2 separate regions of the Homo sapiens genome follow, and region 1 is linked to region 2. Evidence: chromatin loops called from intact Hi-C (ENCODE). Cell type or tissue: PC-3. All regions are shown on one strand. Links, peaks and the distances in the headings refer to the core of each region. The heading gives the core; the rest is flanking DNA.

Region 1 (5,370 bases), core at 209-5,208, 250 kb before region 2:
GCCATGATCATGCCACTACACTCCAGCCTGGGCAAGAACCTGTTTCAAAAAGAAAAAAAAAGGAAATGAAGAAACTTGGACAAGTAGAAAATGCAAAATAAGATAATATTAGTAAATCCAAATTTATCATTAAAACCGTAAACAAAATGGATTAACTTTCCAGTTAAAAGATAAAGTTTGTACAACTGAATTCTTAATAATCCAGCTACAAGCTACCTACAAGAGGCATTCCTAAAACACAGAAACACAGAAAGTCTGAAAGCAAAAGAATGGAAAATACATATACCATCAAAATATTATTCTAAAGAAAGAAGTATAGATAAATATACTGTGATTTGGTCATAAAATAGAATATTGACCAGCAGTGAAAACAACTGAAACATAGCTACACTTACCAGAATGGATCAAATCAGTCACAGAAGAATGTATACAATATGATGCGACCTAAATACATTTCAAAAACATTCAAAACTAAATAACATATTGTTTTTGACAGATACACATGTCATAGGTTATTTAATAAAAGGACACAATAAACATAAAATGTAGGAGGCTGGAGCCTCCGGAGGTGGCAAAGGGATTTGGAAGAGATAACATGGGAGTTTTCAAGGTTATTACAATGGAAATTTAGTAATTATTTTGAACTAAATAATAATAACATACAATATATATAAAAACAATTTCTTAAGCTTGATGCACAGTAGATGTATATTCATTTTATTTTTTCTTTATATCTTTTATATGCGCATGTGTATAATGTTCTTTAAAATGTATTCAAAATTCAATAACTCTTTAAAATTTACTGAAAGCCTGATAGTATATCCCTTTTTTGACCCAGAGAAAAAGTACAATGAATGGAGCCACGAAAAGAAAGGCCTTTCCCCCCAGGATTGCCATGAACTTCACACAAACTCACAGCATCCTGCACAGTCAAGTCTCCACTGAGACAGCTCGACCAAGACACAGAACTCATGAACACTGCAGCCAGGAGACCCACTCATGCTGGGACTCGAGGCAGAACCAAGGAATCCTTGCTCCTTTGTGTCTTTCTGGGGAACCTGGTAGCTGTCTGTCCTCCTCTGAACATCTCAGAATTCTTGTCCAGGTAAGAAATTTCCCAACAATTCTATTTCTGACCAGGATACTATGTGATAGGATCTGTTTCTCATTCAACACATTTTTGTAAGCACCTATCATGTGCCAGGCTGTGGGCTAAATGCTTGGGTTACCATAGTGAAATGTGATGTTACCATAGTGAAATGTGACAAACGGGGTCTTACCTTTAGATGCCCAGAGCCTAAGAGGGCTACCGACAAGCAAATGGGAAAATACAATGGAGAGTGTCAAATGCAATGAGCATGTGAGTTCCACGTACCAGGGAGGAAGACGGGGGAAGGTTCCCAAACTCAGAGTGGCCATTAGGGATGCTTGCCAGAGGAAGTGGCAACTAAGCTGGGAAGACAAAGGGCTCTGTAATACCATCCTCCCAGCTTCAACCTGACTTACATTCAGTAACATGTCATGGACCCATCACTTGATGGTCAAACCTTCCGTGGCTTCTATTGCATATTCAGCCTCCAACACCCAGTGGGATGCTGAGCCCCATTGCTTTACACTCTGATGTGGGAACTGGGGCCTTCCTTTTTGTTATCCCAAAGCAGCTGCCTTCCAACCTCAGGGAGGATGGTACAGGGAGCACCCCTGTTGAGGAGGCGGCCTCAGCTTCCTGCCCTGCTCTGCCCCAGGCCCAAGGCAGTTGGTCTGGTCCTATGGGTCCACTGCACATGGAGGGTGGAAGGAACTAGAAAGCAGGACTCTCACCCTTCCCCCTGGACTCCACCCACCAGAAGCATGCTGAGCTAAATGCAGGTTCTTGACCCCAGGCAGCCCAAGCGGGGGTGTCAGGGGAGGAGGCAAGGAGGCTGGGGAAGGTGGGAGTGTTTATCTTCAGTGGGACTTCCAGTGGAAAGACTGGATCCAAATCCGTCTAGCTGTGTAGGCTTAGGCAAATCACATCACCTACATGGGCCTCACTGTCCTTATCTGTGAATTGGACTCAGACAGGACCTGCCTCTCCCGATGGAAGTAGGGTGAAGGCGTTGATTTGAGGGAAGCCTTCTGAGATGTACAAAGCTCTGCCTTTATTCTGGCCAGGGTTCCTTAGGTCTTCTACCCCTAGTTAAGGCAAAACTTCCTCCCTCCCAAACCAAGGCCACTCTTGCCACACCCTCTACCCAGACCAGACCAGGGCTAACATGGTTCCTGACTCTCAACTCCCATGCAGCCTCCTGAGGGGGCTCAGAAGCCAAGTGCAGAGTGAACGAGGAGAAGGAATGTGACCTGCCAGGGTTTCCCTTCCATATTTGGACCAGAACCATTCTCCATCTCTTGGGAGGGAAGGCAGCTGCACCCAGATTCCAAAAACTCCTCCCAGAGCCTTTCCTAGGGCTTGTCCAGACAGGAAGTCGGCCCAGGGGTTTTCCAATTGCCCAAAGGTGCTATGCACCCCACCACCAGAAGGCGGCGCCCAGGAATCAGCCACTGCCTGTGTCTCCACTCCGTGGCTCCTAACAAAGCTCTTAACTCCTAAGTGCAGAGGCTGAAGCAGGAAGGACCTCGAGGGAGATCATCCACGCCAGCCTCCTTAAAGTTTTGAAAGTCACAGGCTCCTTTGAGAAACCGATGAAAACTACTGACCCTCTCCCTGGAAGAATGCCTCGGCACAGCCGCTCACTATGGTCACACAGATTCAGAACACCCTTGGACCCCCCAGACACACCGCCCAAGGATGCCCTAGGATTTCTTGTAATCCCGCCCAGGAAGCTTGCCCCATCAGCTACCCCCTCAAGGCCTAGAGGCTAAATCAGGCCCAGCACCTCTGCTCCCTGTGGTCAGCCCACGCCTGTGTTTATCCTGGTGATACCAGTCAACGGCTTCAGCAAAGGAGGCTGAAAGAAAGCCAAGGTCATCTTGTTCGAAGACAGGGGTTTATAAAAGTTGGTGGGAGTGGGTACTTCGCGACTTGGAGGATTATGAACTGACTGATTGTCTAGGAGCCTCAAACCTGGAATTAAAAAAAAAAAAATCATGCCGGGGGCAGTGGCTCATGCCTGTAATCCCATCACTTTGGTTAGGCCAAGGCAGGAGGATCACTTAAGGTCAGGAGTTCGAAACCAGCCTGGCCAACCACATCTCTACTAAAAATACAAACATTAGATAGGCATGGTGGCGTGTGCTTGTACTTCCAGCACCTCGGGAGGCTGAGGCAGGAGAATTGCTTGAACCCAGGAGGCAGAGGCTGCAATGAGCCAAGATTGCACCACTGCACTCCAGCCTGGGCGACAGGGTGAGACCCTGTCATTAAAAAAAAAAAAAAAAAAAAAAATCAATAACTAATGCTCTTTTACCCAAAAGGAATCAGGGAGAGAGGGTGGCATTGGAGAGGGAGGGAGCAGGGGGAGGCAGGACTTAGGACGCAGGAGAGACTGCCCCCTTCTCTGCGCCCTGTGGGCTGCTCTGAAGGTCTCGGGGAGCCCATGCACTTTGCACAACAGGTCACAAGGCATTGATTTCTGGGGTAGCGGAATTACCCCTAACAAGACTGTAAACTAACAGTCCAGGAGAAGAAATAAAAGGGCACAAATGAAATGCTGAGAGAATCATGGACTGACAGAAGTGAAGGAGGACCAGTAGAAACAGAGGTCTCAGTCACCTTGCCCACATTCTCCCTGAACCTTCCATGTCAGCCAGCCTGGTCCAGGCCTGGGCTCATCAGCTGTTGTGCCCTGAATGCTGCTGTGGGGCAGGTTCTAGGAGGGTTAGGGGTGTGCTGATGACGATCACGTCCTTGTCCTTCAAGAGCTCCCAACTGAGCTGTCAAGCCAGACACTATGTAAATAACTGCCAGGTGAGCTGCACTGAGGAAAGGAGCTCTTCCAGCTGGGGTGGTCAGTAAAGTCATCACAGAGGGATGGGACTTGAGGAAATGGGGTCCCCAAGGTTGGTAGGTGAGATGACATAAACAATGGCACAGAGGCCAGCAGGCACGAGCTGGAGGCAGCAACACAGAACATGGGCCACTTCCACACCACCCCCGCCCTAGGGTATCTTCCTGCCATCAAACCTCAGTTTCATTGCGATCCACATCTTCCATTCTCCCCACTCCCCCTAGCCACCAATACTTCTCACAAACGTGGAAGCCCTCTATTCTAGAACACCGGAGAAGTGAGCACTCCCACATTACACTCATTCCATAAATGCTTTATGTGCATCTCCCATGTGCCAGGCACTATTCAAGGCCCTGTCTGAGGCTTAAGAGACACAGCAGTGAAAAGGAAAACAATGTCTTGCCCTCATTTGTCCTGGCAAAGAGCTTCTTAGAGTTAGATCTCTGTTCCCAAACCCCTCCCAGGCTCCCACCCTCCTCATTTTATTATCTTGCACTGTATCTCTTGGAAATGGACCCAAAGACCCAAGAGTGGTTCTGCCAATACAGAGGACGATGGGGCTGTCAGCCTGTCTAGGTCTCTAACCGTTTGGTTAATGCTGCTGATAAAGGTAGGAACTAGGTCTTGTTTTAAATATTGATCATAAATACTCCGGTCTCCAAATATGAAGGCACAAAGGCTCATATTTTCACTGTAAGTAACAGAACCCCAACTCAAACTAGCTTCACCACAAGTGAAAATTGTTTATAAGAAACTAAGTGCAGTCACTTTGGGAGGCCAAGGTGGTGGATCACCTGAGGTCGGGAGTTCAAGACCAGCCTGGACAATGGTCTTTAGTAGAGACCAGCCTGGCCCTGTCTCTACTAAAAATACAAAAAATTAGCCAGGCACAGTGGCAGGCGCCTGTAATCCCAGCTACTTGGGAGACTGAGGCAGGATAATCACTTCAACCCAGGAGGTGGAGGTTGCACAGTGAGCTGAGATCCCACCACTGCATCCAGCCTGGGCAAGACAGAGAAAGACTCTATCTCAAAACAAAAAACAAACAAACAAACAAAACAAAAACAATCTAAGTGCAAGGATGAGCTGGGGTTCAGAAACAACTGGAATTGGGGTCCACTCTCCCTGCATCATTCATACTCTACACGGCTCCATTCCTTCAGTCTTTCTCTGTCTTTAGACTGCCTTCTCCAGGACATGTGGGAAAAAATGTGAATAAGGTGGACTTCTCTCTTAGTCCCCACCCTGAAGTCCAGGAAAGAGACAGATGGGTCCAACCTGGGCCAAGGTGCTCACCCCTGGGTCTATCAGTTGTCAGCTGAGATAAGGATGAGACAACAGTTCCTAACACAGCCTGATGGATGGAGTTGAGGAGAAGTAATTCTGTGCAGATGATGTCCAATATGGGCACTTGGCGATCTAG
Region 2 (5,370 bases), core at 109-5,108:
ATTCCCCTCCTCCCCTCCCTCCTCTCCTCCCTTCTAACCTGACTCCGCTCCTCCCCGCTCCTCCCTTCTAACCTGACTCCCCTCCTACCCTCCCTCCTCTCCTCCCTTCTAACCTGACTCCCCTCCTCCCTTCTATCTCAACTCCCCTCCCCACTTCCTCCTGTCCTCCCTTCTACCCCAACTCCCCTCCTCTCCTGCCTCCTCTCCTCCTGTCTGGCCCGACTCCTATCCTCCCCTCGCTCCTCTTCTCCCTTCTAACCTGACTCCCTTCCTCCATTCCCTCCTCTCCTCCCTTCTAACCTGACTCCCCTCCCTCCTCTCCTCCCTTCTACTCCAACTCCCCTCCTCCCCTCCCTCCTCTCCTCCTTTCTAGCCTGACTCCCCTCCTTCCTCTCCTCCCTTCTACCCCTTCTCCTCCTCCTCTCCTCCTCTCCCTCCTCTACTCCCTTCTAACCTGACTCCCTTCCTCCCCTCCCTTCTCTTTCCTCCCCTCCCTCCCTTTCTTCTTTTTTCCATTTTAAGAACACAAGAAAAGCAAAGGAAAAGGGGAAGGAAAGATCAATAGGTATAATTACTTTAAATGTTATTGATGTTAAAAAGGAAAAGACACCCACACTTTCAGGCACCTACTGAGTGGCAGGAAGGGCCAGTGTTGCGCATGTCCCACCCAAACCCCACGGGGACTTTCCAGGTAGGTGTTGTCACCTCCTTTTTATGAGTGAAGAAGAGGCTAAGCCAGAACACTGAGTGACACTGGGACTCTTACCCTGACAGAAGCACTGGGTCAGTCTGCCAGCACCCCCCAGGGTGGAAGGCTAAACCTGAACTGAGACTGGGAGTGTGGGAGCCTCCCAAATACTTTCCAGCTGACAGGAGCTCTCGGTCTGGAGGAGGATGTCAAGTAGTGAACCCTTGTGTTCCCTGGATGTCCACAGTGGCACATTTTGCTATGTCCTTGCTACCCCCACAAAGGCCCCCCTGCTTGGGAGTCCCAGCCATTTGGAAATGAAAATGCACTTTTGCATTTCCGAGTGTGGCTCCTATGGGAAGGATGTTGAAATGGCAGAATAAAAAAAATTTTAATTACAAGACACACCCGACTCTGCAGTGCTGATTGAATTCAGGAACCCCATTTTGGGGAGGGAGGTTCAGCACAGAGCTGACTACTCAGCAACAGCAGGGAGGTATGGATTAAAGGCATCCTGGGCTCCGAATGTGACGAGAAAGCCTCTATGGCTGTACTTGCTGCTGAGGGAGAGAGGGGACCTAGACCACCCATGCTGATGAACCACGATGACCAGCGCTTACAGTTAGGAAGGCAGTGTTCCCTTGACTTGGGGTGGGTGACACCGTGAAGGAGTATTTACCAATATCTGTAAAGGGCTGAGGTATCAGGAGGAAGACCGCCGGAATGTGCTTTGTCTAAATAGACTTCTGTTCCTAGTGGGAACAGTGGGCCTCATTCTGGTCCTCCACCTCAAAGAGGGCAGGGCGGCACCGTGGTCCGGGGGTTAGTGGCTCTGGGTTCCAGTCCTGGCTCTGGGGTTAGTGGCTCTGGGTTCCAGTTCCGGCTCTGCTAGAGCTTGCCTGGTGGCCTTATCCTCACCATTTTGCCACTTGGAGCTTCAGGCCTCTCATCTGCAGAATACGGCATGGCCATATCACGTTTTGAGGCCCCCCAGCATTAATGAAACTCTTCTTCTGTTGGAGAATTGACATCATGAATCTTTCCTTCTCAGGCCAGCGGAGCCAGGCGCTTGCTTTCCCAGGCAGCTGCGATCAGGTGGGGGCATGGGTCTTGGGCTCTTCCAAACAGATGCGCCAGCATTAGACTTCACGCTGCGGAGAGCAGTGTGAGGGAGTACAGAGTGTGGCACCCATTTTCCCAGGAGACACTGGTGGAGAGGGGGGCCACAAGACAGAGTCCCCATGCCCAGGGCCTGAGCTGCAACGATCTGACACAGTGTGGCTTGGGTGGTTCTGGGCTTCCTTGTTTCCAGGCCGTGTGCTACCCCTAGTCCACTTGGCGACTTTGTGCAAATTAGACGATTAGGCACCCCTTCAAGATGCTTTACTGCCCTCTGCTGGAAAATTCTTTAGTACACAAATGTACCAATCTGTCTAGGGTGTGAATGGCAGCCTCTAAATGTAGTGGTGTTGTGTAGTATGCAACCTGGACAACTGATCTTGGTGGCTCTGCCGGCCTGACTCTCTTCTGGCTTTTGTGAAAATTCTGAAAGAGACTTAATTTCCTATAGTAAATGCCTTTTCTACTTAAGCTAGCTGAAGTGGCTTCTGGTGTTTGACGAATAACTCCGACTGATACGAATAGGGATGCTGATACATGCCTCCTGGGGCTGAAACCAGATGACTCATGGAAGCAAGGGTCTCCAAGAAGGCATAAGGCACCTATGTTACTCAGAGGGTTTGTACTTCATTTATTAATTGTGAGAGGAACATGGGAAAATGATCTAATTCACGCTATCTTCCTTCCTTATTCTGGAAACCTATTTGTTTATTCTTTTGTTTTTGTTGTCAGGGTCAGCGTTCATGGTTAAAGACGGGAGCGCAAGGATGAAAATGTGAGTGTGCATTATACATATTCCAGCAGGGTGACCTGTGGGGAAAATGGCTTTGCCGGGTCTTGCTCATGCACTGTCGTGTCTCCTATTGTTACAAGGAGAGATGACATCAGCCTATGCACCATTTGTCCAGTGACTGAGTGTGTGTGTGTGAGTGTGTGTGTGTCTGGCTGCAGATAATGTGGCCAGGTTCCAGGTTTTCCAGGGCAAATTTGAGATGTTTTGTTTTTATATGTCAGGCCCTTTCTGGACCCATACGTTTTGGTTTAGGCCACGTGGGCACTGCCACTCAAGGTCATAGCAGCCCCTGCCTAGGGTGTGCCAAGGAGGAAAAAGGAGCAGGATCTCCCCAGGGAATCCTCCTTCCATCAATTTATGGAAATTCCTGTCTGACTCAGTCCTCAGCCTTCAAACCTGAAAGGAGCGAAAGGTCCCACATTCCCCATCCCTTTCTGAGCCAGGAAGTGGGATGAAGGAGGGATGGGCGGGAGCTGCGAGGCCAGTAACTGTTCAAGGGTGCAGTTTCAAGGCTCCTCTGCCCAGAGAAACCAGGCTTGTCTGCTGCTGGCAATCTGACAGTGCTTTGCCGAGGGGCCTTTCTTTCCACCTTGAATGAGGAGCAGGGTGGCAAAGGCCAGGAGAGGGAGCCATTGAATCACGTTCACATTTGATGACTCCTTTCAGGGCAGGTTTGGACAGAGGGGAGGGCAGAGAGAAAGGGTGTCTACACCCAGAGGGGTAGTTGTGTTAGGAAGAAGGACTTAGGAGCAGAGAAAAGGAGGACACAGGGGAGTTGGGGAGGGAAATTCACTGGATACAAACCTCCTCATTCTGGAATTTGTCCCAGGATGTCCCAGGTCCTTGGAGGTCCCTTGGCATGAGTGTTGCCTGGCACTTCCCTTCCATAGGGCCCCCCACACCCGCTGGCTCATGCTTCTAGCTGGGGCACTGACCCTGCTGCCCTTATGAAGTCCCAACTTCACCCATTCTCAGAGGGGAAGGGCCACGTACAGGGCACCCGGCTGTGCCCTGTTCCGGAAGTGCCCTTTACATGCTGGTTGCCTGTTCTGCAGTAAGCTCAGAGTTCCCTCAGGGAGGAAAAGCTGTCCAGGCCCCAGGAAAGGAGGAGTGGGGTCTGTAAAGGGCTCTGTTCTTCAGGAAGGGGCAGACTCTGGGTCAGATAAAGGCCTGAGATGAGGGTCTTATTTCCCATTGGGTCTTTACTGTTCTCTTGTCACATGTTTGGGGGCTCTAAATAAGAACCACGGCTTTTCTATGGAGTCCCCTTCTCTGGCCCCAACTTGCTGCAGGTGACTGGTTTAGGGAGAATGGGGTCAGCAGCCCTGGGCCACCACGCTGAGTTTTGTGAACCTGCCCAGTGCTTCTTTTTCACTCGTCACCCAACTCCTTCTGGCATGATTCTTCTTCCATGGTCATATGGTGGATATGTATTCACCTTTTCACAAATTAGATGGAAGGAACCCTAGAGACTCTCTTCTCCAGTATTCTTTTTTTTTGTTGATACAGGGTATATCGCTCTGTCACCCCAACTAGAGTACAGTGGTGTGATCACAGGTCACTGGAACCTCAAACTCCTGGCCTCAAGCAATCCAATCCTTCCTCCTCAACCTCCCAAAGTGCTGGGATTACAGGCCTGAGCCACTGCGCCAGGTCTCCAACATTCTTGAGAGGCAGTGTTGAACTCTTGTGCTGACTGAGAGCTCACTCCTTCACGAGGGACCTCGTTCCTCTTTAGGGCAACTCCAGATGTTAGGAAGTTCTCTTCCTTTTTTTGGGCACCCAGTTGCCTCCTGCAATCTCTCTCCTATTGGCTTGGGTTGGCCAAATTTTTGGTGAAAGTTTCCCCTCCCCAACACACCTGTTGAAGTCCCAAGGCCTGTTCATGTATTCCTTAAGACTTCTTCTCCAGGTAAGCTGCACAGGTTTCTTTGGCCTGTCTTCGGAGGCCTCATCCTCCTTCCTTCACTCCCTCTTCCCTCCACTGGAGGCTCCTTTGCTGTCAGGACCCCACCTCCCTTAGCACCTTGGGGTCCCAGGGTGCAGGTCACACATGGCCGGGCTCCATGGAATTCCCACCTGGCCAGGGCTAGAAGGAGATTTTACTCACAGGAGATCAGGAGCACCCAGGGGTCAAGGCCCACTGGGCCCAGTTCCCTTCCCCTTCTCCATCTTCACCTATGTCACTCAGTGGACACTGACCCCCAGAATGAGGACCACATGATCCTAGAATGGCCGAGCTGAGCAGAATCTTGACGAGCAGCTGGCCTTGCATTTCTTGCACTGGGCTATGCTTACCCCTGAGCCCTCAGCCATGGGCTGGGGCCTCCCAAAGCTGTAGGGTGGCCAAGGAACAGTTCGACTTCACTAGAAGATTCTGGGGAAAAGGCAAGTCACTTAACTGGCAAGTCGATCAAAACGATGTTTTTATATTAAGACAAATGTTATGTAATAGAATGCAGAAGCATGAATTTCAAAGCCAAAACAGGAGACTTCAGAGTTTTACACTACAGATAGGTTACTTTGGGCTATTTCTTTAGTGTTCTGCCCCCAATTTGCCAATCAGCTGGCCCCCTCTGCTGAGGGGTGTTTAGATGGAGAACTTCGAGAAGCTCTGATTACTCCATTTCCTTTATTACTAGAGGTGAGGGAAGGGAAGACCAGAGTGGAGGGGTGATTAGACTGAAGACACACAGCTTGGAGGAGTCTAAATTGGAAACCCGGATCTGTTCTTTTCTCTGTACCAAGAAACGCTGCATAGACGTTGCCT

The links. A loop is a pair of places that touch in the nucleus more often than their neighbours do. Peaks named below come from ENCODE experiments on the same cell type or tissue, not always from the same donor. Only the 100,000 strongest peaks of a DNase experiment are listed, where the experiment ranks them.
Region 1: a loop joins it to region 2, with 15 times the contacts of the local background. A loop is called at or near these places in 84 of 110 quality-filtered maps.

Annotation. Positions count from the first base shown.
Region 1 is chr18:47,770,305-47,775,674 of GRCh38, forward strand. No RefSeq gene overlaps it. Among named protein-coding and RNA genes, the nearest start is that of SMAD2, 160 kb to the right of the region's middle. In PC-3, for the core only: a CTCF peak has its summit at 2,513 (motif pointing right); no DNase peak of the experiment used is centred there.
Region 2 is chr18:48,020,757-48,026,126 of GRCh38, forward strand. No RefSeq gene overlaps it. Among named protein-coding and RNA genes, the nearest start is that of SMAD2, 93 kb to the left of the region's middle. In PC-3, for the core only: CTCF peaks have their summits at 2,084 (motif pointing left) and 3,216 (motif pointing right); DNase peaks (open chromatin) are centred at 2,695 and 3,095; H3K27ac peaks cover 1,479 bases.